Linked DNA regions of Mus musculus: all the other regions are linked to region 5. A link is a loop called in an ENCODE intact Hi-C map of the cell type or tissue named here. Cell type or tissue: heart. All regions are shown on one strand.

What was found. A loop is a pair of places that touch in the nucleus more often than their neighbours do. Peaks named below come from ENCODE experiments on the same cell type or tissue, not always from the same donor. Only the 100,000 strongest peaks of a DNase experiment are listed, where the experiment ranks them.
Region 1: it touches region 5 in a loop (4-fold over the local background); 2 of 42 quality-filtered maps call a loop at or near these places.
Region 2: it touches region 5 in a loop (2.1-fold over the local background); 4 of 42 quality-filtered maps call a loop at or near these places.
Region 3: a loop joins it to region 5, with 6 times the contacts of the local background. A loop is called at or near these places in 8 of 42 quality-filtered maps.
Region 4: a loop joins it to region 5, with 2.4 times the contacts of the local background. A loop is called at or near these places in 10 of 42 quality-filtered maps.

What each region holds. Positions count from the first base shown.
Region 1 is chr13:96,669,034-96,674,033 of GRCm38, forward strand. Hmgcr (3-hydroxy-3-methylglutaryl-Coenzyme A reductase) reads right to left here and starts at 1,903. Exons shown (of 20, transcript NM_008255.2): 1 at 1,778-1,903. In heart, a CTCF peak has its summit at 2,124; a DNase peak (open chromatin) is centred at 1,958; H3K4me3 peaks cover 2,678 bases; H3K27ac peaks cover 2,274 bases.
Region 2 is chr13:96,385,370-96,390,369 of GRCm38, forward strand. Poc5 (POC5 centriolar protein) reads left to right here and starts at 2,925. Exons shown (of 13, transcript NM_026173.3): 1 at 2,925-3,162; 2 at 4,854-4,993. In heart, no CTCF peak of the experiment used is centred here; a DNase peak (open chromatin) is centred at 2,902; H3K4me3 peaks cover 1,997 bases; H3K27ac peaks cover 1,280 bases.
Region 3 is chr13:96,433,020-96,438,019 of GRCm38, forward strand. It overlaps Ankdd1b (ankyrin repeat and death domain containing 1B), which reads right to left. Exons shown (of 15, transcript NM_001369169.1): 9 at 2,854-2,952; 10 at 283-381. Among named protein-coding and RNA genes, the nearest start is that of Ankdd1b, 36 kb to the right of the region's middle. In heart, no CTCF peak of the experiment used is centred here; DNase peaks (open chromatin) are centred at 972, 2,152 and 2,922; H3K4me3 peaks cover 1,056 bases; H3K27ac peaks cover 3,052 bases.
Region 4 is chr13:96,591,096-96,596,095 of GRCm38, forward strand. The region is part of intron 3 of Cert1 (ceramide transporter 1); the gene reads left to right. Among named protein-coding and RNA genes, the nearest start is that of Gm46436, 22 kb to the left of the region's middle. In heart, a CTCF peak has its summit at 2,751 (motif pointing left); no DNase peak of the experiment used is centred here.
Region 5 is chr13:96,542,477-96,547,476 of GRCm38, forward strand. Polk (polymerase (DNA directed), kappa) reads right to left here and starts at 103. Exons shown (of 15, transcript NM_012048.3): 1 at 1-103. It overlaps Cert1 (ceramide transporter 1), which reads left to right and starts at 259. Exons shown (of 18, transcript NM_023420.2): 1 at 259-783. The coding sequence starts at 688. In heart, a CTCF peak has its summit at 2,215 (motif pointing right); DNase peaks (open chromatin) are centred at 165 and 905; H3K4me3 peaks cover 2,011 bases; H3K27ac peaks cover 1,544 bases.

The DNA of each region.
Region 1 (5,000 bases), 130 kb after region 5:
CTTGCCACTCTTCCCTGCACGTACATTGTCTTTTTTTATTATTATTAAATAATCTGAGGGGAAAAAATTACACAAAATCCTGTTCCACAATCCAACCAAGCACAGAGAACCACACCTACCTGGAACTACAAACTGAGCAGTGTTACAAAGGTATGTCAAAAGTAACCGTAATTATAAACTTGTCTCTCAGGAGCACCTCCCATTTCTCTGTGACTAGGCAAAGTGACACCGGTGTAGCAGTTTATGAAAGCTCGGAAGGTCCCTTTTCTGCTGCGCTGCAATAAAAGAACTTGCCTACTTATCCAAATACAGTATACAGCAAACATTTCACAGACTCCTCAAATGGCTGAAAATTTAAACTCACCAGACTTAAATTCTAATTCTATCTAGGAATAGAACCACCAACCACTGCCAAGAGACAGGCTTCTCTGAGATTCTTCCAGTCCATTCATTCTTCCGGTAGTACACAACCCACTCTTTGATTAGAAAATATCTACACTGATATGTGCAGGTTGTCCCTTTGAGGGTAAGACCCCCTAATCCTACACTGTAGCCACGTCTAATCCCAACAGGATGAACACTCAGCATTCTTAACCTACCCATCCATCAAAGGGGGCCATCATCACCTTGCACAGAAAACAAGTTCTGTACCCAACTTTACCATACATTACCAGTTTCTAAGTCCATCTCCTCTTCATGGTCAAGTTCTCTGACCAAAGTATTAAGTGGAACCATAAAGAACTACTATTTTAAGAACTTAAAAAAAAAAAAAAAAGCACAATTTCAAGATAGATTTAAGGATTCAGAAACTGATCCCAGAATATAGCTCACAGTCTACAAATTAGACAAAAATATAGCAGTGTGAGCAAGCACACCCTTTATCTTGCCTGGTCAAGTTCTAGAAAGGCACTACGACCAAGTAAGCCCACAAAACGCAGCCCAATGTAGATCCAAGACTTTTGCCCTACGATAAATAAAATACAAATAAATCACAAGTAACCAAACAAAATGTATTCCCTACTTCGTGTGATGCTTTAATTGTACACAACGACTTTGTAAGTAAAGAGCCAGTAACAGACGTTTCCTGTGCCTTTACAGGCCTTAGCCCGAAAAGATACAACCTCAAGAGAGGAAAGATTTCCATCTGTCCGCTTTCGATGAAAGACTATTAACTTCGCCCAACCTCAGAAGTCTACTGTTTTACTTGCGAACCTCTAAGGCCATTTTCTTCATTCAAACCAAATAATTCCAATAGGTGCATAAGGTAAATTGACATCAGTATCAATGAGACTACGCCCCTTAGGAGAAAGACTATAACATAAAGGTCGAGAGACCGACTTCGGAGGGCTAGCTGTGCCTGTACAGACCTCGCATCCTCCTCCGGGCCCACTAGGAAGAGCACAACCTGCCGTACCCACGCGGATCGGGTCAATTTGCAGCCTACATCTCCATCACTTTAAAGACGGGTCCTGCCGCAAGGCAGCGCCTGGGCGTGAACCCTTGTTCTCTAGGGCTCCCGCTGTCCCCTCTGCCAGGCACTCGTACACGGATGACCGTGACCGCCGGGTCAGCACAGCGCCCTCCGGACTGAACCCACGGACGCCCCGTCGCTGCACTGGCCCTCAGGCCCACCCGGCCCACGGGTTCCCTGGCCGCCGCCCTGCCGCCGGGCCTCAAGGACGTGTCCTCGCGGTCCCCTCGGTTCGCAGCCGCCTCGTGAGCCCAGGCGGAGCGCGAGACCCGCTGTCCCGCCGGTCCCCAGCGTCCGCCAGCTCACCTCCGGATCTCAATGGAGGCCAAGCCGGCCCAGCTGCCGTCTCCAGCCAACGGAGCCCCGGGCGGAAGGAACTGCGCTTACGCACGCTCCAGGCCGCCAGCGGGCCGCCAATAAGGAAGGATCGTCCGATCCCCTAGCCAATCGTCGGGCGGCTGCTCAGCCTGACGGCCTACGTCACGAACGGTCTCCCTAACAACCGCCCACTGCTCGCACCCGGGCGGAGAACGGGCACCGCACCATCTCTCACCACGGCAGAGCCAACCAATGACGGGTCGGGTCCCAGCATCGCGGCCTTCCTATTGGTCTCCGAGCCGAGGGGCGCCTGCAAGGACGCCGCCCGCGCGGGGAACAGGGGATGCCGCGGGTGGAGTACCCCGAACTCAGAGTTTGACCTGCAGGGTCTTGCCCCCGTGGGAAGACCACGGGAGGCCACCGTGTTAGAGTTGGAGCGTGAACGCGGGTTAAGGTTGAAAAGAAAAAGCCCAGTTAGTAGAGAGATCTGTGGGGAAGTAGTAGAGCTCTGAAAAAAAAAAAAAGAGGAATTTAAAAAAGAAAACGAAATGTGGCAGGGACTTGCAGCCCAAACCCCCTGTGACATACCCATCAGTGCTAATGGCTCCGGCTATCTAGGTCACCTGTCGCACACTGGATTCTTGCTGAAGAGTCCCTCTCCAGTGTCGTCTCTGAATTCCCTCTGCTCTCCTGCTGGCTGAAGGCCTTTATCAAGCCCTTAACTCAAACTTGCAATAACCTCTCCTAACTGGTCTTCCCACTCTCGGGTGCTTACACCTTCTGCTTCTGGCGTTTCTGCTGCAGTAATCTTCCTCTTATGCCATACACCTGCCCCTAAATCAGCCTCCAGTATGGCCCAACCCCATTTCACCTACACAACTCTATCCCTGTGTTAGCCTAGAGTAACTTACCCTTCGATTGTACTGAATCGCTTTTGACACCCCTGCTCATGGTCTTAGTTTAGCCCGGATATACCTACCCACTTTAAATTTTGAAATCCTAATTATACCTCAAGGATCATTCATATGCCACCTCCTTTCCTGATTCTCTCAAACATATGTCATATCTCTCTTCTGAACGCCCATAGCACTTCCGTAATAGTCTATGACTTGTCTTACTGTTTTATGTGGAAATGTCGTAAAGAGAGCAATTGGTACATAACTCCTTTTGTTTTTGTGCGCTCTCTGTTTCTGTGTGTGTGTGTGTGTGTGTGTGTGTGTGTGTGTGTGTGCTGCTGTGCACTACATGTACAGAACAGTGCCCAAGGAATAGCAAGAAGAGGGTGGGGGATCCTCTGGAACTGGAGTTACGTAAGATGGTTGTTAGCTGCCATGTAAGTGGAAACTGAATCTGAATTCTCTGAAGAACTGAAGTGCTCTTAACCGATGAGCCATCTCTTAAAACACTATATGTTCAGTAGTACTTTTCATAAACTAAAAAAGTACCTGGTTAGAGTCTCATCGTTGTTATAAAATAGGGATTGCTCCCATTTCACACAAAGAACATGCTCTAAACAACTTGAATCAATTGGAAAACTAAGATTTCATTCCACATCTAAAGCTGGGCTTCTAGAGTTACCTTCCACTGGCTTAATATAGAGCCTTTGTTCATATCTTTACGAAACACTCCAAAAAGTTTCTTATGTCCAGGGTGTGGTGGTTAGAGCTGGAAGTATAATAATAGACACAGTACACGTGGCACCCACCAAAGTGAAAGCAATTGAAGTGAACAGACTTCTTAAACGGGGCGGTGGAGGAGGGGGGGTGCGGGGGGGGGAGGAAATGGAAAAAGGGCAAGAAAGAAAAGTAAAGAAAGATGTAGGGGAGACAAGGTATAGATAAGTCCAAGAGCCTGGAAACCCTGTCATATTCTTCATGCCTCTAAAAGTCTGACAGGCTAAATGTCTCACATTACAGATTGTAAAAATTGTTACTAATACAGCCTTAAAGGCAAATGTGGTGGTACACGCATGTAATTCTAGCACTGGAAATTTAAGGAAAGAGAGGTCATGAGATTGAGGCCATCCCAGGCTACAAGGGAAAACCATAAATATGCTTAAATTTTTCCTGAAAGGACTACAAAGCTATTGCAGAAAAGATAAAATGAGGTTTGAAAACTTTTGTTCCCAATTTCTTTTTGAGAACTCCAGTAGACATATGAGTTAAAAGCCAAGCAAGAAGTAGCTGTGGGTAGAGTTCAGTAACAGGCTTACCCAACATTTTTGAATTCCTGGGTTTGAGCTCCAACACAAAAAAACAAACAAACACACACACACACACACACACATAATGAAATTCTATCTCATTTTATATTCGTTTTTTTTTTTTTTTTGAGACAGGGTTTCCCTGGCTGTCTTGGAACTCACTTTGTAGGCTGGCCTTGAACTCAGAAATCTGCCTCTGCCTCCCAAGTGCTGGGATTAAAGGCATGCGCCCGGCTTTGATTTCTTTTTTTCTTTGTTTGAGACAGAGTCTCTCCACATAACTCTGGCTGTCCTGGAAGTCACTGTTTAGACCAGGTTGACCTCAAATTCAGAGATTGCCTGCTTCTACCTCCCCAGCTCATTTTATATTCTTAAAACAACCTCAGTCGGTGTCATTCTCAGAATGTATTCCAAAAGAACTATTAGTTTGTCTCACCGAGAATCAGTGCTTTACAAATTGAATTTTTTGGCATGGATTATGTGTAAAGATGGTGACTTATGGCAAAAGGAAAAACAAGAAGATTGTATTTCTCTGTGTTTATTTGTATGTTATTGAGACAGGGTCTCATGTAGCCCAGACTCACCTCAAACTGTCTATGTAGCTGAGGATGGCCTTGAATTCCGGATCCCCTTGACTCCTGAGTGCCGGGATTACAGGTATGCACCACCATGCTCTGTCCTCTCTCTTTCATACACCATGCCCTGCCGCCCCCGATGCCCACACCTCTGCTACAGCTGTGAGTGCTTTGGATGCGCCTATGAACTCCCTTGTCAGCTGTCCTACATGAACAATAGCAGAATCTGCCGTGCTGTGCTTCTCAAGTGGCTAAACTTTAGGAAGGGGACACCTATGTATTATAAATATATACTATATTTATTATATATGTTATATAATATCAGCAACTTGCCTGAGTTCTCAGAGGAGAAATAGCAAAACAGGAATGTGACCTCTGGAACCTGGCGTGATGCTGTTACATAAGCAGGCTGCTTTGTCCAGGACATCTCGTA
Region 2 (5,000 bases), 160 kb before region 5:
AAAATAGCTCATTTCTATTTTCTCTTCATCTGAAAGGATAGAAAACACAGCCCCAACTCCAGCCTCCTAAGAAGCCCTAAATACCACAAATTCCAGACCCTGCTCCCTGCCAGAGTATAGGTAAAAGGCCACACTTCTTGCCGCTCCAGGGCCCTGTTCTCTGTGAATACCATGATTCTGACCTAGTAAGATAACAGGAAAAGAGTTGACTAACCGATTATCTAGCTTCTGTAAACTGCTTGCACCATAGAAGAAAAGATTACACACCGAAACTGCGTTTTGCCTCCCCCGCCCAGGAACCCACGCAAAAGTGAACCACCGGGGCCATAGAAAACTGATTGGGCCAAACCCTCGGGGCACAGGTTTGATGATTTAAAATGATTGGCCTAGAAATTATGGAGTGGTACAAATCGATTGGCCGGCACTATGTGGGCTCTTTGTTGTAACCCCATAAAAGCTGTCACAATTCTGCACTTGTGGCCCACGGTCCTCTAACCCTGAGTGGTGTATGACTGTGGGTACCAGAGTGCTCTTGGGATAAAAATCCTCTTGCAGTTTGCATCAAGATTGTTTCTTGTGAGTGATTTGGGGTGTTGCCTCTCCTGATTCAGAACGTGGGAGAGTCCTCACGTTGTGGGTCTTTCACATCCTTCTTCCAAGTTGTTTTTATCTCTTCTGAAAACCTAAAAATATATCATTTATCTTTGACGTAAAATCTCAAATCTTTCTCTAACTATTCAGTTCAGCCTCCCGCGATGCTCATCCAGCCATGCGATTCGTGTGCAGTTTTTACTTTTGAAATCCCTGCATCACAAGCTGTTGTTCATTATCCAGCTACAGGAGCCAAATCAATGAGCTCCCGTTTCAGTGAGAGACCATGTCTCAAAAAATAAGATGTGGTATAACCGAAGAGGACACCTGACATTGACCTCTGGCCTCCACACACAGTAGCACACATACAAAGATGAGGAAGAAAAAACTGGATTACAGTGGCAGGGGTCTGCTAGCATTTCCTCTAGGCTCTGCCCAACAGTTACCTAGCAATAACCAGGTACCAGCCTAGCTTCAAATGCTCTCTCTCTCTCTTTCTCTCTCTCTCTCTCCCCCTCCCCCTCCCTCCCTCCCTCCCTTCCTCCTTCCTTCCTTCCTCCCTCCCTCCCTCCCTCCTTCCTTCCTTCCTTCCTTCCTTCCTTCCTTCCTTCCTTCCCTCCCTCCCACCCTCTCACATGTTCCCAGCTGGCCTCTCTCCTCTTCTCCTCTTCCCCTCTTCCTCTCTCCTCTCTCTGTTCCCCTTTCTCTGCCTCTACCCCCTCCCCCAGGTCCCAAATAAACTCCCTTTTATACTTGGCCTGTCACATGGGTTGGTTGTTCTGGGGGACACCTTGGCAGGGCCCGTTGAAATGCTCCCTTCCACCACCCCTGCCACCACCTCTGCCACCACCACCCCTGCTCCTTTTATAAAACACAACAGGGTCACCATGTAGTATTCAACTGAACAACAATTATTAGAACGAAGTATAAAATTATTTCTAGTGGTAGTAATTTGTCTTTTAAAATAAGCTTAGGGGAGGAAATCAACACAGCTAATGCCAACAAAAATTTTTTGTGATCTTCTTCGTTATCATTCAAATATAAGAGCCAGTGAAATGGCTCAATGGGTAAAAGCACTTACCACCAAGCCTTATGACCTGCGTTCAACCCCCAAGTCAGGTCACACGTGGTGAAAATAGAGACTATTTCCCCTCACCACACACACACACACACACACACACACACACACACACACAGAGAGAGAGAGAGAGAGAGAGAGAGAGAGAGAGAGAGAGAGCATAACTTTTAAAAGATAATAAAAGTCTAACTCTTGACAAACAGAAGTAGGTGAGGCTGCAGCTGTGCCACTTCCGTATACAGAAAAAAGAAAGTGACATCATGTAGGTTACAAAAGGGGTGGGGGGGATCGAACAGATTATTCTTTTCTAGTCTGGGGTCCGAAATGTCTGTTTTAATATATTAACTCATTTTATCTCCCTAGACCGTATTATGTGGGTAGCATTACCGAAGGTGTTAATGAGTACTTACTAAAGCCAAGTTTTAAGTTGTAATTGTGTTCTGTCTTTTAAGGTCGCGATATTCCACCAAAAGTTTCTGTTTGCAGCTTACAGCAGTTAGGTCATCAGTAAAACTTAGGCTGGTTAGACTCAGTCATGTTGGTTTAAAGTAGCTGCCAAGGGCTACTTTGGGAATTATCTGTTGGGTCTGTGATAGTAAACAATTTTACAGTATTAAATTACGTTGCTATGGATTTAGAAGTGAATTACACTGGATTCTCCCTGTTTAGCCTTCTGTATTTTATTTTAGCTGAGATGTCACCAAAGTTAGGATCTATGTTTAAATTTTTGAATACCCCACACAGAATAAACCAAGGGAAATGCCCTGGAGTTGCAAGTCAAAAACAAACAAACAAGCAAACAAAAAACAAAAAACTTAGGCTGGCAGTTTGTTATACCCTCATCCTCATAATTACATTATTCGTTAAACTCCCTAACCCAAAACTAAAGAAATCAATAGAGGGCATCGGACATTTGTGTTTTTAAGAGAGCAGCTGCCGGGCCAGTGGCCTTGCGGCCTGTTATCTGTGCATGAAACGAAATCTCGAGGCTTTATGCCTATGTCATCCTCATTGTTGAAAATAAACAGCACTCAGCTTTCACAGATTTGCGAAGATAATTAAATTTGTCTGCAGTGCCGCCCCGTAGTAGTCCTCAGGCACAGAGCAGCACCGAGCATGCGCTCTGTTCTGGGAACTCTGGGCCGGCTTTTGCCTGTAAATCTCCTACTTCCGGCTTGTCCCGCGGAGATACCTTGGGCTCCGCCCACTTACCACGGACCAATCAAGTTTAAGATTGCTGAAGCTGTGGACCAATAGTTAGGGCTGTCTTTCATCAGGGCCCTCAGTTTGAAACTGTCAAGTGGCTGCTAGGGGAGCCGCTGTGCTTGCTTTGGTTGCGGCGGCGACGCCGTCTGTCGCAGCGAGTCAGGAGCCGAGGTTTCGCCGAGACGGTGGATCCCGGTGGCGGCGCCCAGGCCGGTTCCTCCCTGGCAGGATTGGGAGCATCGTCCCTGGAGGTGCCAGAAAGAGAAGACACAAGTGATGCGAACTAAGTAGGTCCTGTTCTTTAGGACGTGGGGACATAGCCAAACAGAACGTTGTTTTTTATTAAGAAAGAATTAGATTTAAATGGGGCCGGATTGGAGGATGGTGAAAGAAAACTTGGAAGGGCCTGGTGCTCGCCCTCTCTTTGCGTGCAGTTAAGACGGGAGAAGTCACCTTGCGGCCAGCTACACGTTGGTTCGTTCTCCGCCTCTTAGAGATTGCGTTTGAATTCCCCGAGTCCGCTTTTCAGTTAAGTTGTACCAGTAGCAAAGAGAAGCATTCAAAGTATCTTGTGGTTTCAGCTTAGGTTAAAGAGTGCCGAGAATGTAGTGGAATGGTGCGTGTCACCCTCTAAAGCACCATTCTTCTGAACCCAGAAACTGAAGAAATGCTACTGTTTTCGTCTCACGTTATTTCTCCTGCCTGTTTGCAAAGAGCAGGGATAAATGGCAGATAACGTATTTTCCAAAAGTCCGATCGCTTTCTGACCGCAATATGTTTTTAAGAAACAATTTTGGCGTCTGATCATACCAGCTCATTTGTTACTAAAATAATCCACAATTCCCAACTCTGGTTGCCTACCAGGTCTGCAAACAAGTCATAAGGGAAAATGTAATTAAAATTAAAACGGATCAAATTACCACAGTGGTTGATTTGAGACTAGTGAAGTGTTCATTCTTCGATGCAGATCCATGCCTATTTTATCTTCCCTGCATGGCTTAATGAAAGACAGTCACAGCTCAGACTTAGTTTACTTATCCTCTGGAACCATACCAATGCTGAATAAAAGAGAAATTCCCTTTGCACAATTCTGGCTGCACCCTGGCTTTCTATTCTGTGGTTTTCCCTGCATCTCTCCCTTCTTCTTCAGTGTCTTTATCTCAATTGTTTTCTTAGCAAACTATAATTGAGGCCTGCTCCAGGGGCAGCTGAAACTGTCACGGGTGTCAAGGCAGCCTCCTGATCTGCATGCTGGGGGCCTTCCTTGCCCCCTTCTGGCCAGTGACCCTCATACTGCTCTCCACACAATTCCGGTGTTCTGGCTGCCTCCCATCTTTCTCCTGACACTTCACTGTTCCTTAAAAGCTAGCAGTTTTAGGTTCCTCTTCTCAGAGCAGTCCTCTGTTAGGATTATGAACTCCTTTGAAATCATGTTTGAATCTAAAAATCCTTCTAGAAAATACATATGTTTATATTCTAAAAGTGTGTGCAGTTGTGTTTGGTCTGCAGGATAGCAGTTCTTTTACCACAATGGGGAATCCCATCCATCCCCATTTCTTTCGTATTACCCCAAGAGGTCAATGCCTCCTCAGTCTAAATCTCCAGCCTATGCTTGTAATACAGGCAAAGGCACATCCTAGCCATTGTGAATTCCAGTGCTCGGAGCTGGGTGCTGAGTAGCCAACGTAGTCACATAACCGCTATCCTTCTGTAACCACAGAATTCAGCAGATTGATTCCCAGATCCTGCAGATGCCTACATCTACAGATGTTCAAGAGAACTATATAAAATGGCATAGTGTAGCCTATGACATATACCACCCTTCACACTTTAAATTATGTCCACTTTACATAGAACCCTAATATAGTATAAATGCTAGGTAAGTTGTTATTGCACAGAATTGTCTAGGGGATGGCGATAAGAAAAGTCTGTGCATGTCAAGACCAATGTGATTTTAAGAAATACTTTTGGCCCACAGATGAGTAAATCCATAGGAGCCCAGGGATACTGACTCCTGCGTGCCCACAAACCCGATGCTCCAGAGGCAACCTCATGCCGGCACAGCTGGTACTGAACTTGCTGACCTTCCAGTTCCATTGTGCTACCGTCCTTGCTTCGGTGAGTA
Region 3 (5,000 bases), 110 kb before region 5:
TCTGGCAATTTGCTTTGTCATTGTTTATCAGAAGCCCTAACTATGCCTATTAAAAAGGAACAACTTTATTACATACACCCAGAATCCCAGCTTTGCCTCTGCAAAAAGCAGCAGTGTGGGGACAGCAGAGAGGTTACAGAACGAATGAAGAAGAGTCACATGTTCATCCCAAGAATGGTTTTAGGCACCTTGAACCTAAGAGAACTTCCTGCTGACACGTTGTGTTGAAACCTGGAAATTTCATGTTGAAACACAAGAGAACAGTGTGTCCAGCCTGCTTACCTGATCTAAGACATCAACATCATGCCGAGCACTTAGTAAGCTGTTCACGACTGCGGGGCGGTTGTTGATAACTGCTAGGTGAAGAGGGGGCTCCTTAGACTGCAGAAAGAAAAGCACCAAGCTTCAGCATTCAAATCCCTGATCTCTGAGAGTTACAACAGTCCACCCAGTGTCAGATCCACAGGAAGCCCTGACCAGTCACCACCATCTGCAGGCTGCCTGTCACTCTGGGCAGACACAACAAGCACCTACTAAGGGCCAGGCTCTTCAGGGCCTAAAGATTTATCTTTTTAACGAAGTGACACAGCTATTTAGTTTCAAAGTTTAAGTGATTTAGAGGAAACGTCAACGGTGCTGGGGTGGCATGTACGTCGAGGGAGGACCAACCCTTCTGGAAGCTAGAAAAGGCTTCCTTGAAGAAATGACAGCTGAGCTCAAACACAGATAAGGACGTGTTAAGAAGGCTCAACTGAGGACTTCTCGAAGCCTTCAGAGAGCCAAAGGACAAAAGGAGTGGCCACAGAGGAGGAAATGTATACACGGCATTTCCTGAACAGATGTGAGCTGCAGGAAGTTCCCTAGATCCATGGCAGGGCGGTGTCCCTGCTTACGTGGGCCTCGGGGCTCCTCTGCGGAGTCTACCCATGGTGGGCTGTGACTAGTCTCAACAGCCTGCTCCTTCATCCCCTCACCCCACCTGGACCTCCTGATCCCTCCCCCTTCTTCCCACCCTCCCCTCTCTATCTCAGACCATCAGACACAGTCCATCACCATACTCTGTCTCAAACGTCCCTGCCATCTCACCTCCACCCAGTCACACTGGCTTGTGGAGCTCTCTGGGAGGAAAGAAGGCAACTCAGGACTGAGGAAGAAGCAATGTACTAAGGGAGAGGGGCAAATGAGTAGGGGAGAGTCAGGAAGTTGAGGACGGGAGTAGGTAGGAGGGGCGAGCAGACAGGGGTGAGTGCTGGCCTGAGTTTCTGGGGACAGAGTAGAGAGGAAGGATGCATGTAAAGGAAGCTGGTTGGGATAGCCTACAGCTCCACTCCAGTGCAGAGACAACGTCCGTCGGGAATAAGCATCAAGCCCACTCCACGAAGCCTCATGTGGTACTAACTAAACACTCAGCACCCCACATTTACCCTGGGGGGGTGACACACACCTTTGATCCCAGTGCTTAGGAGACAGAGGTAGGCAAATCTCTAAGTTCAAGGCCACCCTCATCTTTAAGAGTTCCAGGACAGCCAGAGCTACACAGAGAAACCTTATCTTAAAACAAAACCAAAAACAAACAAGCATTAGGCTAAGCAGGTGAAGTAGCCCAGGCCTGCAATCCCCGCACTCTCAAGACAGAGAGAGGAGAGAAGATCTCAAGTGCCAGGCCAGTCAAGGCTCCATAGGGAATGTCAGGCTAGCTTAGACTACACAGTGAAACTCTGGCTCAAAACCAAGCAGAAAACAACAGAAGGTTAAATAAGTCATCCATGGGAACCCTAGGAGCTGGGCCTTATATCCCCGACTTTATACACAAACAGATCAGTAACTCTGTTAATAACAGGGAAGAGGCAAAGACAGGGCCTGAGCACAGACTTCCCAGTTCTCTCCATTTGCAGAATAGACTGGAGATGAGGGGCAGGAAAGGCTGTATGATATGGCTGAGTGAGAGGCCGTCTGGCAGGGAGCCAGGGGATAAGGAGGCACTGTGAGCATCTGTGGGGGTAACCTGAGAGCTAAGAAGCTGAGAAGCTCTGCTCTGCTTGGAAATCAGCTTCTCCCACCAAGCACAAAGCAAGAGCAAAGACACAGCATCCTTCATCTCCAAGGGGTCGGAGGTCTGGCCAGGGCCACCCGCCTTGCTGGGGCCCAGCTTCTCCCGGGGATGAAGAAACCTCCTTGGCCTGAGCTAGGTAAACACAGAGCCAATCCCTCTAAGTCCATGCTCTAAAAACTTATCAGGCATGGCTCAGGTCATATCCCTCCTTTCAAGTCGGTGCCATAAATAGAAATGGCTTGGCACAGCCAGAGGAAATAATATTCACAGAAGAGAGGAAAATAGAGTGGGAGATAGATAGAGGGATTTTTCTTGTCGGATTCCAGCACAGAGCGCCTGTGTTTGTTCTGCCAAAGTCAGTCGAAACTTCAGAAAAACCTCAGTCAGTAATAAGGGATTGACTTTGAAATAAACCACAAGATCATTCTGAGATGGGGCAATGGTCCATTTTCTTAACATCCCGAAGTGGCGGCAGCCGCAGAGGAAGCCGGAATTTCCCAGACAGATGAGATTTCTACAGGAGTCAAGGCACCTCCAGACACCTGAGACTTACTGCAGCCTATCTGACTCTTTTAAAAACAAAGATTTTGTTTTGTGCAGGGAAAATTTACCCCTTGGACTTTATTTCTCATGATTAAGATTAAAAACAAAAAAAGCCAATGTTCCCCCTAAAAGAAGCCTTTCCTTGTGAAATATCTCATCTCCAGCGTGTCTCTGCCTGGAGCACTTGAACATCCAGCCTTACAGCCCGCCCCCCCCCCCCCCCCCCCCGCACCCAATCCCGTATTGACTGGACTCACTTCCTTCTGCTGCTGCAAATCAGCATTCTCACCGAGAAGAAAGTTGACAAGGGCTGTGTGGCCGTTCCGGGTCGCTGTCTGCAAGGCACTGACATTGAGCTGCAGTGAACAGATGGGGGAGGGGAGGGGATCCCGTTACTGTCCGCATGCGGTTGGTGATTTGGTACAATTATTTAAAGAAAGGAATCCAACGTATTTCTGATCAAGCTAAAGCCTATCATTTTGAAGTGTCCTCTATTGCCATGTGATACGGCCTGACTGGGTCTCCAAAACTCCTCATCCTGATGTGATGAGAGGTGGAGGAGAAACCACTGTGGGCGATCTGCCCCTCTTTAAGCCATGGGAAGACCCAACAAATGGCTTCCAGGAAAGCTGGTGAAGTGTCCTCACCAGTCCCTGACCCTGCTAGTACCCAGGCTGTTTCCAGTCTCCAACTAGGAGAAATAAATGCTTGCTGCTTAAATCACCCAGCTTTGCCGTTTGTGGTTGTTGTTCGTCGTCGTCGTCATTACCACAGGAGCCTAACCTAAGACACTGAGACACTATGACTCAGGTACAGGTGAGTTACATCCCTGCTTCCAGACTCAAGTTTACCACTGTGGTCCCCAGCAAATCCTTTCCTTGAGTTAAAATAGGTGAGTGGCATTGGCCTAAAAAGAAAACAAAAACAAACAAACAAAAAACAAAACCCACAAATGCCCTCAGTGGTATCTGGCTCCTGCCTTTGTTCCAGGCTCTCCCAGGAATGGCTTCAAGGCTTGGCAGGAATTCCACCTATGCAAGGCATTGCTTTTTGGTCCTTTTGCCCGACTCCTTTTGTAACTCTCAGTCACTCCTACTGCCCCTTGCCACTCTCTGGGGCCTACGCATCTTCACTTAGTGCCTGAGCTAAGTGGCACTCAGCTCAAAACTGTGCTCTGCTCTTGGTTAGCCTCCAGTCAGCCTCCAAGCAGCCTACCGTGAGAACTGACAACAATACAAGCCAATGCATTAGTAACTGCTGATTATAAGGTTGCCATAAAATATAGCCAGGTCCTCCAAATAAGGACATTTTTTGAGAACTGCGTCCCCCAAGTGGCTAAGTTAGTATCCCCTGGCCTACTTAACATTCCTCTATCAACAGCTAGGACTCATTTCTTTATTCCCTTGAATCTAGGTGGACTTGCAACTGCTTTGACCAGTGGATATGGCAGAGATGATAAGGAGTCAGTTCCAGGCAGGGCCCCTTGCTAGCCTAGCAGCTTCCACCCCCTTCCTCTCTTGCTTCTGATTCTTGTTTTACTTCCTCTTGGGGCCAGCTGCCAAGCTACCCAAGGGCAACCCTTACATAGAGGCCAGATAGCTGGCAACAACTTCCAAGGAAGTAAATGAGCCATCTTGGATATCTAGTTCAAATAAAACTTTACATGACCAAAAACCCTACTCAAACTCTGACTATAATCATGTAAACACGCGTAAAGAAGGATTATTACAGATGAGCCTAGTCAACCCACTGTGAAAGTTTTCAGAATCAAAATAGACTTCCTTTTTTGATCAGTCCAAATAAATGAATAGATTTATGAATACCAGGAGGTTCTAAAAGAGAGGTCTGGTGTACATATAACTATTGACAAGCATTGCCCTAGTTACTTTCCACTGCTGTGACAAGACACGATTACCAAGGCAACTCATAGAAGAGTTTATTGGCTTAGGTGAGTCCCTGACCATCACATCAGAGAGCACGGCAGCAGGTAGGCAGACATAGCATTGGAGCAGTAGCTGAGAGCTTATGTGTTGATGCAACAACCACGTGGCAGAAAGAGATAACTGGGAAAGGTATGGGCTTTTACACCTCTTACAACAAGCCACACCTCCCAATCCTTCCCAAACAGTTCCACCAGCTGGGGACTAAATATTGAAACCTATAAACCTACTGGGAAAAAAATAATCCTAGAAGTTGGAAAAAAAATGGCTCAACTCTTGAGAGCATGTTCTGCCCATGCAGAGGATTTGAGTTTGGTGCCCTGCATCTACGCAGGTGGTTCACAATGCCTGTAAGTCCAGCTCCAGAAACCAGACATCCTCCTTTGGCATCCGTGTGCAACTGCACTCACATGTGCATACCTTGTCAAACGTGCACACATATACATGCCTATAAATGTTAAAAA
Region 4 (5,000 bases), 49 kb after region 5:
AAGATAGCTATGAATGTGGCCCAACACCAAATAGTAAACTTACTTCAAACACATTCTGAGATTTCTTTTGTGGCTTTGTCTTTAACTCATAAGTGGTACCTTTGTAGATGACTGACAGTATCATGATGTCAAAAAGTTGGGCACTGTCTTAGGGTTTTACTGCTGTGATCAGACACCATGACCAAGGTAACTCTTATAAGGACATTTAATTGGGGCTGGTTTACAGGTTCAGAGGTTCAATCCATTATCATCAAGGCAGGCATGGTACAGGAGCTGCCGAGAGTTCTACATCCTCATCTGAAGGCTGCTAGGAGAATACTGGCTTCCAGGCAGCTAGGATGATGGTCTTAAAGCCCACACCCACAGTGACACACCTACTCCAACAGGGCCACACCTTCTAATAGGGCCATTCCCTGGGCTGAGCATATACAAACCATCACAGGCATCCAGGAAGGAAATACCTAAGGTCATCATGAAAACTTGGCAAAATGTTCACAGCATTCATCCTGGCAGTCACTTATTAGGTGTAACTCTACTTTTCAGGCAGTAAAAGAAACAGACAAATTCAACATTATGAAGATTGGCAGGTTTGCTGCATTAAAACACTTCATAGAGCAAAAAAGAACTTGTAGTTGGGAAAATGTTTTCATTTTCTAATAATACCCATTTTATACAGAGAATTTCTAAGACCTAACTACAATATTAAAAACAGTTCAGCAATGGACAAAGGACTTAATGATGATTTTAAGTAGTCTTGAAGGTCAGTGTGTAAGGAGACAAGCTTAGAGCCACAGTTGTAGTTACCACAGTTGAAAGGAGGGAGAAATGCTGTGCTGCTGGTTAACGCATACGGAGTTTCCGTTTCACACGATGAAGTGTCTGGAGTTTGTTGGTACAACAATGTGTGTGTGTGTGTGTGTGTGTATTGAATTGTGCACTTAAAAACATTCATCTTGATTCATATTTCAAAACAGGAATAAACCCACAAACACATGCTAGAGCAAAAGACTTATTTTATTGTATTACTGATATAAAATATTTAAGAGTAAATGAAAAGAGGTTAACATTCTATGCAGTTGTGTATCTGCTGTTAACAAGACCCTATTTAAGTACTGTGGGAAAGGTCAGATGGGAAATGCTGAGATCAACACTATGTAACAAGAAATAAAAGAAATAGATTGCTATTCTTCAGCCTGAGTACACAGGGGAGAAATTGTAGGAGGACAAAATCAAAGTGGTTAGAAACCTGTGCATCAGTCTGTCTCCCAGTCCCCTCGATGAGGATTTTTTTATTCTACCTGTGTAGAGCTTATGGATGGATGAGATACTCAAGGTGGACAAAAAATACTGGTCTTTAAGAGCTTTCGTTTCCTTCATTGACTTGACAGTAGCAATTTGTGACAGTACGTAAGTATGAAGCAGCAGCAGCAGGAGACCCTTGGGATTCTGAACTCTGTGCAGGCCTTGGGTATCAGAATCAGGGTATTACAGCACTTAGCTTGAGATCTGAGGGTCAGGGCCTGCACGGGCTTTTCTTTGTCCTTAGAGTATTTTACCAGCTCTGACTCTCCCTTACCCCTTCCCTTTTGTCTTTCCCTCATTGCCTCAACCCTTTCATTTCCTATTCTTTTCCTGCCCAGTTGCACCTCAGCTGTTGAACTGGTCCCTTGTCAGTCTGCCAGGACTTCCAATACTTTCCAAGCCTTTGTCTAAGAGTCTGGAGTCCATCACCAGGATACCTGGAGGAAATGTTAGAGATGGGCACATGAATCTGGAATTGAATCCCAGATCCTTTTCTAAGCAGTGTTGTGACTCTGAACACAGTGTATAAAGTCCAGTCATACAGTGAGGATAGCAAAGGAGTTAGGAACAACACTCACTGTCCAAAGGAGCCCTACCTCTTTGCCTTTACTGTTGCTTTTCCCATTGTATGATTTTCAGTGATGCTTTCTGGAGTAAATGTGTTAAAACATACTATTTAAAAAGATGTTTGGAGTTTTTTAATTATGTGAGGGTGGGGTATGGCATGTTAGTGCGGTGTCACTGAAAGCCAGAATAAGGTGTTTAGTTCCTGAAGTTGGAGTTAGGATGGTTGTTGACTACTGAAGCATCTGTCCAGCCACTCATATCCATTCTCTCTTAAGATACAGCATCTTGCTTCCTATAAGGTTTGTCTTCTTATAACATGGGTCCCAGACTGATGGATGTTGCAGTTCAGCTGCTTGGGCTTTTTAGAATTTCCATTTCAGAAAAAGTCCTATATTTTGATGTTAATATTTTTGTATTTTCTCTTTTCCCTTAATTTAAATCATGACTAGGTAATTTTTGACACCATATGGAAATGTTTGCCTTTTTCTTTGCTGTATTGCTTGATAGTGATCATTAATAGGAAAAATTATTTAAAGAAAATGCTTTACAATTTTAAATTCAATATTTAGTATATTTATATGCCACTTTTAGGGCTTAGATGATTTAATGATGCAAAATGATAGTTAAATTTATCTTCCATATAGTTAAACTATCAAACTGGCCTAGTAACTTTAAGATAAGTAAGTTTGTAGACAGTTCTACTATTTTATTAAGTTCATAGCTTTGAACTGTGTGATTTAATTATAATATTCTGAAATCTAAAAATCCCAAGCACATAGGATAAAGGAATTAGTCTAAAGGTTAAGATAGTTCTTTGACCAGTAGTAACCCCTGTCAGCTTTCCAGGCATACAATCTGAGTAGTATGCTAATGGCTCCCTCTACTGGACAGAAGAGCAGTTTCAGTTTGTTTGTTTTTTTAATTTTTTTGTTTGGAGGTTTTCGTTTTTGATTTGTTTTTGTCATTGTTTTTCTGTTTTCTTTTTGTAAGGATTGAATGTTTAAATATAATGTAGGCATAATCTCATTACTGTGATATTTAGAGAGAAACCATGTCTTATATATGATATTTGTAACTTGTAATGTATCCCTAGCCAGCTGTCATTTTAAACTCTGGCAAAGTTGAGAAAGAAGAGGTTTGTGTTGCAGGACAGTGAAAGGGGGACTTTTTTTTTTTTAACTGATTCACTTTACATTCCATTCACTGCCTGCCTCCTTGGCACCCCTTCCAACAATACTCACCCCCTTTCCCTTTTCCGAGCAGATAGGGCCCCCTAAGGATCACCCTACCCTGACACATCAAGTGTCTGCAAGGCTAGGCGCGTCCTCTCCCACTGAGGCCAGACAAGGCAGCCCAGCTCAAAGAACGTATCCCACAGACAGGCAACAGCTTTAGGGATAGCCTCTGCTCCAGTTGTTCAAGATCCACCCAAAGTCCAAGCTGCACATCTGCTACATATATGTGGGAGGCCTAGGTCCAGCCCATGTATGCTCTTTGGTTGGTGATTCAAACTCTGAGAGCCCCAAGGGTCCAGGTTAGTTGACTCTGTTGGGCTCCTGTGGAGTCCTGTCCCCTTTGGTCTGCCATCCTTCCCCTGCTCTTCCGTAAGAGATCCCAAGCTCCATCCACTGTTGGCTGTGGGTCTCTGCATCTGTCCAAGTCAGCCGCTGTGTGGAGCCTCTCAGAGCAGCCATGCTAGGCTCCTGCCTGCAGGCATAACAGTATCATTAATAGTGTTAGGGAGTGGTGCTTGCCCATGGGATGGGTCTTAAGTTGGGCTGGTTATTGGTTGGCCAGTCCCTCAGTCTCTGCTCATCCCCTGTGCCTATATTTCTTGTAGACAGGATAAATTTTGGGTTGAAATTTTTGTGGGTAGGTTGGTGTCTGTATTGCTCCACTGGGGTTCCTGCAAGGCTGCAGGAGGTAACCTCTTCAGGTTCCATAGCCCCAATGAGAGGGGGACTCTTTTTTTTTTCCTTTGTATTGAGTCTTTGTGAATTTCACACCATGTCCCCCAATTGCTCTCATCTCCCGGTCCCTCCATGTCCACCCTCTGCCTTGCAGCCTCCCCTGAAAGGGCTGGGAGGTGTCCTAAAGCAAATATTGGGAAAGGAAAGGAAAGGAAAGGAAAGGAAAGGAAAGGAAAGGCCTCCCTTTTGTAACTGGTTATATCTGGGTAGAACTGGGGATTTTCACAATACTCATAGGTAGGTGATTAAAGGTTGTGAGTTCAGCTTCTTTCCTGTGGGAGAATGAGAGAGATGGAAAGACCAGCATTCCTTTCAAGGATTAGCCCTAAAGCAGCACCAGTGAGCGGAACACTGTGTTGTTATAGTGACTGTAATTTCTCCCCATTTTCTTCTACCTCTACCATACTCTTCCCTCAAAAAAAAAAGCAGATATTTCAAATTCAAATTAATGTTGCTTTGATTGTTGTACGCAAAATTACTATTCATTTAGAATTTTTACTTGTCTAACAAAGGTTTTCTTTTCATATTGGCATCTTTGGTAGATTTGACTTGAAAGAAATAGAAAATCAATTTAGAGCACTATGTTTATGTATTAAAGTGGCTGTCTAGCTATTCCTTTAATATGTGACTGTTCTTGATATTTTATTCTACAGCTCTCATTTTTGTTAAAACTATTGCAATTAACAGATCTAGAACAACAAATCTTCATTATTTATATTGAGTAACAATGAAATTAGGATTTGTTCGTTTACTAGACTGATTTTCATAATTTATCATGGAATTTATTTTAGGGAAGTTATTAAAGACAAATACTCTAATCATAATGAACATCCATGTGTTATTCATGATTTAACATATATTACACCAGTATTGTAGTAGAATCTGGTTTTATCATGTCCTTGTCATAAGATGGTATTGCCTGTTTTAAGATACTGGAGCTTGGAGAAAGAGAAGCTCTAGAAGCTGTAGTGTGAGAAACCTTTAGTAAAGCTTTTCCTTGTTTGATAACAAGGCCTTCAAAAGCCTCACTACCATTTACTTCTCTGCCCGAGACTTCTGGGTGTGAGCAAAAACCGAGAAGAGTGGATTCATTTGCATTTCAAGGCCACATTGTTGAATTTTGAATATTTTTAAAATGTCTATAATTTGTATCTTTAAAAT
Region 5 (5,000 bases):
CCAGGACACACACCAGTTGCCTAGGATTGCGACTACAACTCCCAGGAGGCTGCGCGGCGGACGGAGCGCCAGCCTTCCCAGAATGCAGCGCAGCGGCTTCCCTGTTCAGCTTTCTCCTCTCCCGGCTCCGCCTCCTTCCCTACCCGTCGTCACCCGGGAGGGCCGGAGGTAGGGAGCGTCGCGAGCCGCCGGGAGGGGCCCGGGGCGGGGTGGAGGGAGGATGGGAGGACGGAGGGGAGGGAGCTGAGAGAGGAGGGAGGGTAAATAGTGGACCCGGCAGGAAGATGGCGGCTGTAGCGGAGGTGTGAGTGAGTGGATCTGGGTCTCTGCCGTTGGCTTGGCTCTTCCCGTCTTCCTCCCCTCCTCCCTCCCTGACTGAGGTTGGCATCTAGGGGGCCGAGTTCAGGTGGCGGCGCCGGGCGCAGCGCAGGGGTCACGGCCACGGCGGCTGACGGCTGGAAGGGCAGGCTTTCTTCGCCGCTCGTCCTCCTTCCCCGGTCCGCTCGGTGTCAGGCGCGGCGGCGGCGGCGCGGCGGGCGCGCTTCGTCCCTCTTCCTGTTCCCTCACTCCCCGGAGCGGGCTCTCTTGGCGGTGCCATCCCCCGACCCTTCACCCCAGGGACTAGGCGCCTGCACTGGCGCAGCTCGCGGAGCGGGGGCCGGTCTCCTGCTCGGCTGTCGCGTCTCCATGTCGGATAACCAGAGCTGGAACTCGTCGGGCTCGGAGGAGGATCCGGAGACGGAGTCCGGGCCGCCTGTGGAGCGCTGCGGGGTCCTCAGCAAGGTGAGCTGCCCCGCGGGGACCGTGGATCCGCTGCCGGGACTCACCTGCCGCGAGGCGAGGGGGAGCCGCTCGGGACCTGGGGTGGGGCTGGACTGGAGGCACCGACTGTCCCGGGGCGGGGGCTGCGGAATGTGCTGGGGTGCGGGGCCGAAAGGTCGTCTTGGAATGAGTGCCTGGCCAGGGATGGGATAGGAGGTGCTTGGGACTGTCCTTACCGCTAGCCCCCCAATTCCTGGATCCTGTCAGCTTTGGCGGAGGACCTTGGAAAGCTTGTATTAAATCCGTGATCTAGTTCGGGAGGCAAGGTGCATCTGGTAACTTGGAACCCAAGGCCGCAGCTGTCTGGGGTGTAGGAATCTGGGTTGGGCAACCCGTGGTGTCTGAAGAAGTGCTGGGCAGGAGGGCGGTGAAATCGACCTTTCAGACTGTATTTTGGAGGCCCCTACCAGAATGGGGGCAGGTGCTGTTCGGCTCTTAATTGGTGTAACTTAGGCAAACCAGTTGACTGGGTTTGGCCTTGAAATCTGAGATAGTAAACTTTGAGGTGTGAGTGATCTTTGGTGTAGGAAGCGTGTGCGGCACTTTTGTACCTTACCCCCTCCTTGTCCAAGTTCAGAAAAGAGCTATTGAATTGGCAAGCTGTGGATAAGAAATATTAATAGTAAGTTGGAACGTGTCAGAAGGAAGACCGACCTTTAGTTCAGGAAAAGGAGCGTTATTTAGTAATGCAGTATTTGTACAGAAAGGAAAGACATTTTTTGTTTTGTTTTGCCTCTGTACTTTTAAAAGCACCGTTTCAGCTTTCTTTCTTTCTTTCTTTCTTTCTTTCTTTCTTTCTTTCTTTCCTTTAAGCCTAGATAGAATTTATAGGGCTGGAAATAAGTGATCTTGTTAATATTTCACAGTGTGTTGTATTTTACGTTTTTGTTGTGGGAAGACTCAGTCTTTATGACTTCCCAGTCCTTTCCTGTTAAACTTTAAGAAATGCTTAGAGCAAGCAGTTAGTTTCCAGAGGGAGAATCAGGGCTGGTCCCTTAACAAGCTGGTCATAAGATACTAAGTCATGTGCTAATGCCCATTAAGAAATCATTCTGCTTCTAGTGTTCTTGAACATCATTTCTGGAATTGTCTGAAATTTAGGCTATTAAAGTATCTACAGTGTCCTAGATTGAAAAGGCCTGGGATAGACTTAAGAATGCCAGATGCAAGGCTTCCAAGTGTTAACTTTTATTTACATAGTAGAAAATTATGTTGTATTTAATTCTGTGATTATTTTTGAAATTTTATTGTGATGGTTTCAGTATTGCATCTTTATAATTTAAGAATCTACTAAACACATTGTGTAATACATTTGCATTTTCTCTTTTTAAGATTTGTTTATTTATTAAAGATTTATTTATTATTACACATAAGAACACTGTAGCTGTCTTCAAACATACCAGAAGAGGGCGCCAGATCTCATTACGGGTGGTTATGAGCCACCATGTGGTTGCTGGGATTTGAACTCAGGACCTTCAGAAGAGCAGTCAGTACTCTTAACCACTGAGCCTTCTCTCCAGCCCCACATTTGCATTTTCAAATGGTTATAAAATGGGTTCTTTGTCTCTCCTGATTTTGATAGTCTCAATTCATTGTCATTAGATGAGAACCAGACTGCCGTATTAGTTTTTTGTTCAAGTATTTTATGAAGCAAGTTACACTTTTGACTTGTTTGTTTGAGACAGGGTTTCCGCTGTCTAGCAATAGCTGTCCTAGAACTCACTTTGTAGACCAGGCCGGCCTTAAACTCACAGAGATCCACCTGCCTCTGCTTCCCTAATGCTGGGATTAAAGGTGTGGACCTCTGATGCCCGGCTTATTTTTGACTTGTTGATCATCACTTTTTGGATGTTGAACGATTGTAATGACCAATTAATAAAAAGTCATAAGCTCTGTGACCTACTATTGTACAGAGCAGTGTATGAAGTATAATGTGAATCTGAACCTGGGACATGACAGAGTTGTGTTTACTTAATCCTAGCACCTAGGTTGCTGAAACAGGAGGATTGCAAGTTTCAAGCCAACCAACCTACCTATCTACAAAAGGCTTTGTCTCGCAAAATCATTTTTAAAGTAGGATCCTATTTGGCTATGTCCGTGAAAGGGGAGTTGTTTTAATTTTGACTGTTTGTATATATACAACCAACAGTAGTAAAACTTTATTAACAGCTGTAAAGAAAAATTTCCTAAAATTTAAGAATTTATGGGAGGCAGAGGCAGGTGAATATCTGTGAATTCCAGGCCAGCTGATCTACATAGTGAGTTCCAGGACAGATAGAGCTACATAGTAAGACCCTGTCTTGAAAAAAAAATATGTGTATATACATGCATATATATAGTTCTATATGTGTGTGTGTGTATAATTATACCTAATGTTTTACAGAGATTTTTATTTTATATGTGTACATGTTTATGTATGCATATGTGTACCCCTGCTTGGAGACCAGAGATTTAAACTGAGTGCCTTTCTCAGTCTTCTGCCTTGTTCTTCTAGACAGGGTCTCTCACCAATCCTAAAGCTTGCCATTTAGCTAGACTGGTTTTAGTCAACAAGCTCCAGAGTTCCTCCTGTTCCACCTCCCCATTCCTAAGATGATAAGCATATGCCACTACTGAGCCTGGAGTTCTTCTGTGGATGTTAGGGACCAAACTCAAAGTCTTCATGCTTGCTTAGCAAGTGCTTCACAGTCATATGTCTAGTTTCTATTTTCTAAAAGTTGCTTTGTTTAGTTTTGGACATTGTTAGAGAGCAAACCCAGTGGCATCACGAATGCTAGGCCAGTATTCTGCTGTACTATGTATGGCTGCAGCCCCAGTAAAGGAACCTTATACTGAATAAGTCCATGCACACTGGATGATGCATGCTTTTAAGATTAAAGTCTTTTGAAATTTGAACCCTCTGTTATTTACCTGATAATTTAAGCAAGAGTTAGTTTTCAACATCTGTTCTTTTCCTTTTGATGAATTATGTAGATAAGTTCTAATATTAATCCATTTTCTTTATTGTTTCGTAAACTGGAATGGGTTTGGAATTGACTGGACTGAAATTTGTATCAAAAATAGGCCAATCCAAAACTTTTTTCCTTCCTTTCACATGGTAGTCAAATACCTCTGAGACATAGTTTTGTTTTGTTGTTGGTTTTTTGTTTTGTTTTGTTTTGTTTTTTTTGTTTGTTTTTCAAGACAGGGTTTCTCTGTATGGCCCTGGCTGTCCTAGAACTCACTCTGTATACCAGGCTGTCCTCGAACTCAAAAATCCACCTGCCTCTGCCTCCCGAGTGCTGGGATTAAAGGCGTGCACCATAGTTCTTAATCACGTCAGTTCCAGAAATACTTGATAAGTAGTAATTCCATGTAGTTATGAAATATAAGATAGAAAATGGTTGAGGAAGGTTCATACCTTGCCATGTAAGAGAAACTAAGCCTGGGTAAATGAGACCTTAGCCAGCTCTCCACATGATTGCCTTACATCACCATGAACTTGTTAGTTGCTTACTGGCTGTCTTGCTTGAGAGCTATGTACTTCTGGCTGGCATAGAACTTGCTCTTAAGCAAAAGCTAGCCTCAAACTTACAGGGATTCCCCTGACTCTTGTCTTCTGAATGCTGGGATTCAAAGTATGGACCAGCTCTTCTGGCTCTTTATCTTGAGATAGAGCTTTGTTATGCGGGCCAGACTGGCCTCTAACTCACAACCCAGCTCCCAGAGCTTCAGAACGGTCGGTTGCATGGACATGGCTCTGTGAATCCATCCCACATGCTGTCCTTAACATAAAACCTTTTATTAAATGAATATTCAATAGCTCTCCGTTGGGTACATATATTATTTTGTGTGGACATTTTGGATCTGACTCTTTTTGTTGTCATTGTCGTTGTTGAATTTGTGATCGCCAAACTTAGCAACATAAAAGGACTCTGTTTTCTTATACTATCTAAGATGCAATCCTTGTTAACTTGATGAGTGGAACCAAATATGGGCAGAAAAAAAAAGGCAAAACCCTGCTTTCTTGGTTATAGTAATAGCAAATATTTATTGAGTTCTGAAGCTTATGTCATTTGTTGGTTCTGCTATAAGAAAATAATATAGATTATAAACACATAGCAGAGTTCCTCTTTTACCTTAGGTTCTAGAGAGAGAGATTGATGGATAAGCTTCCTTATCTGTGCATAATTATGCCT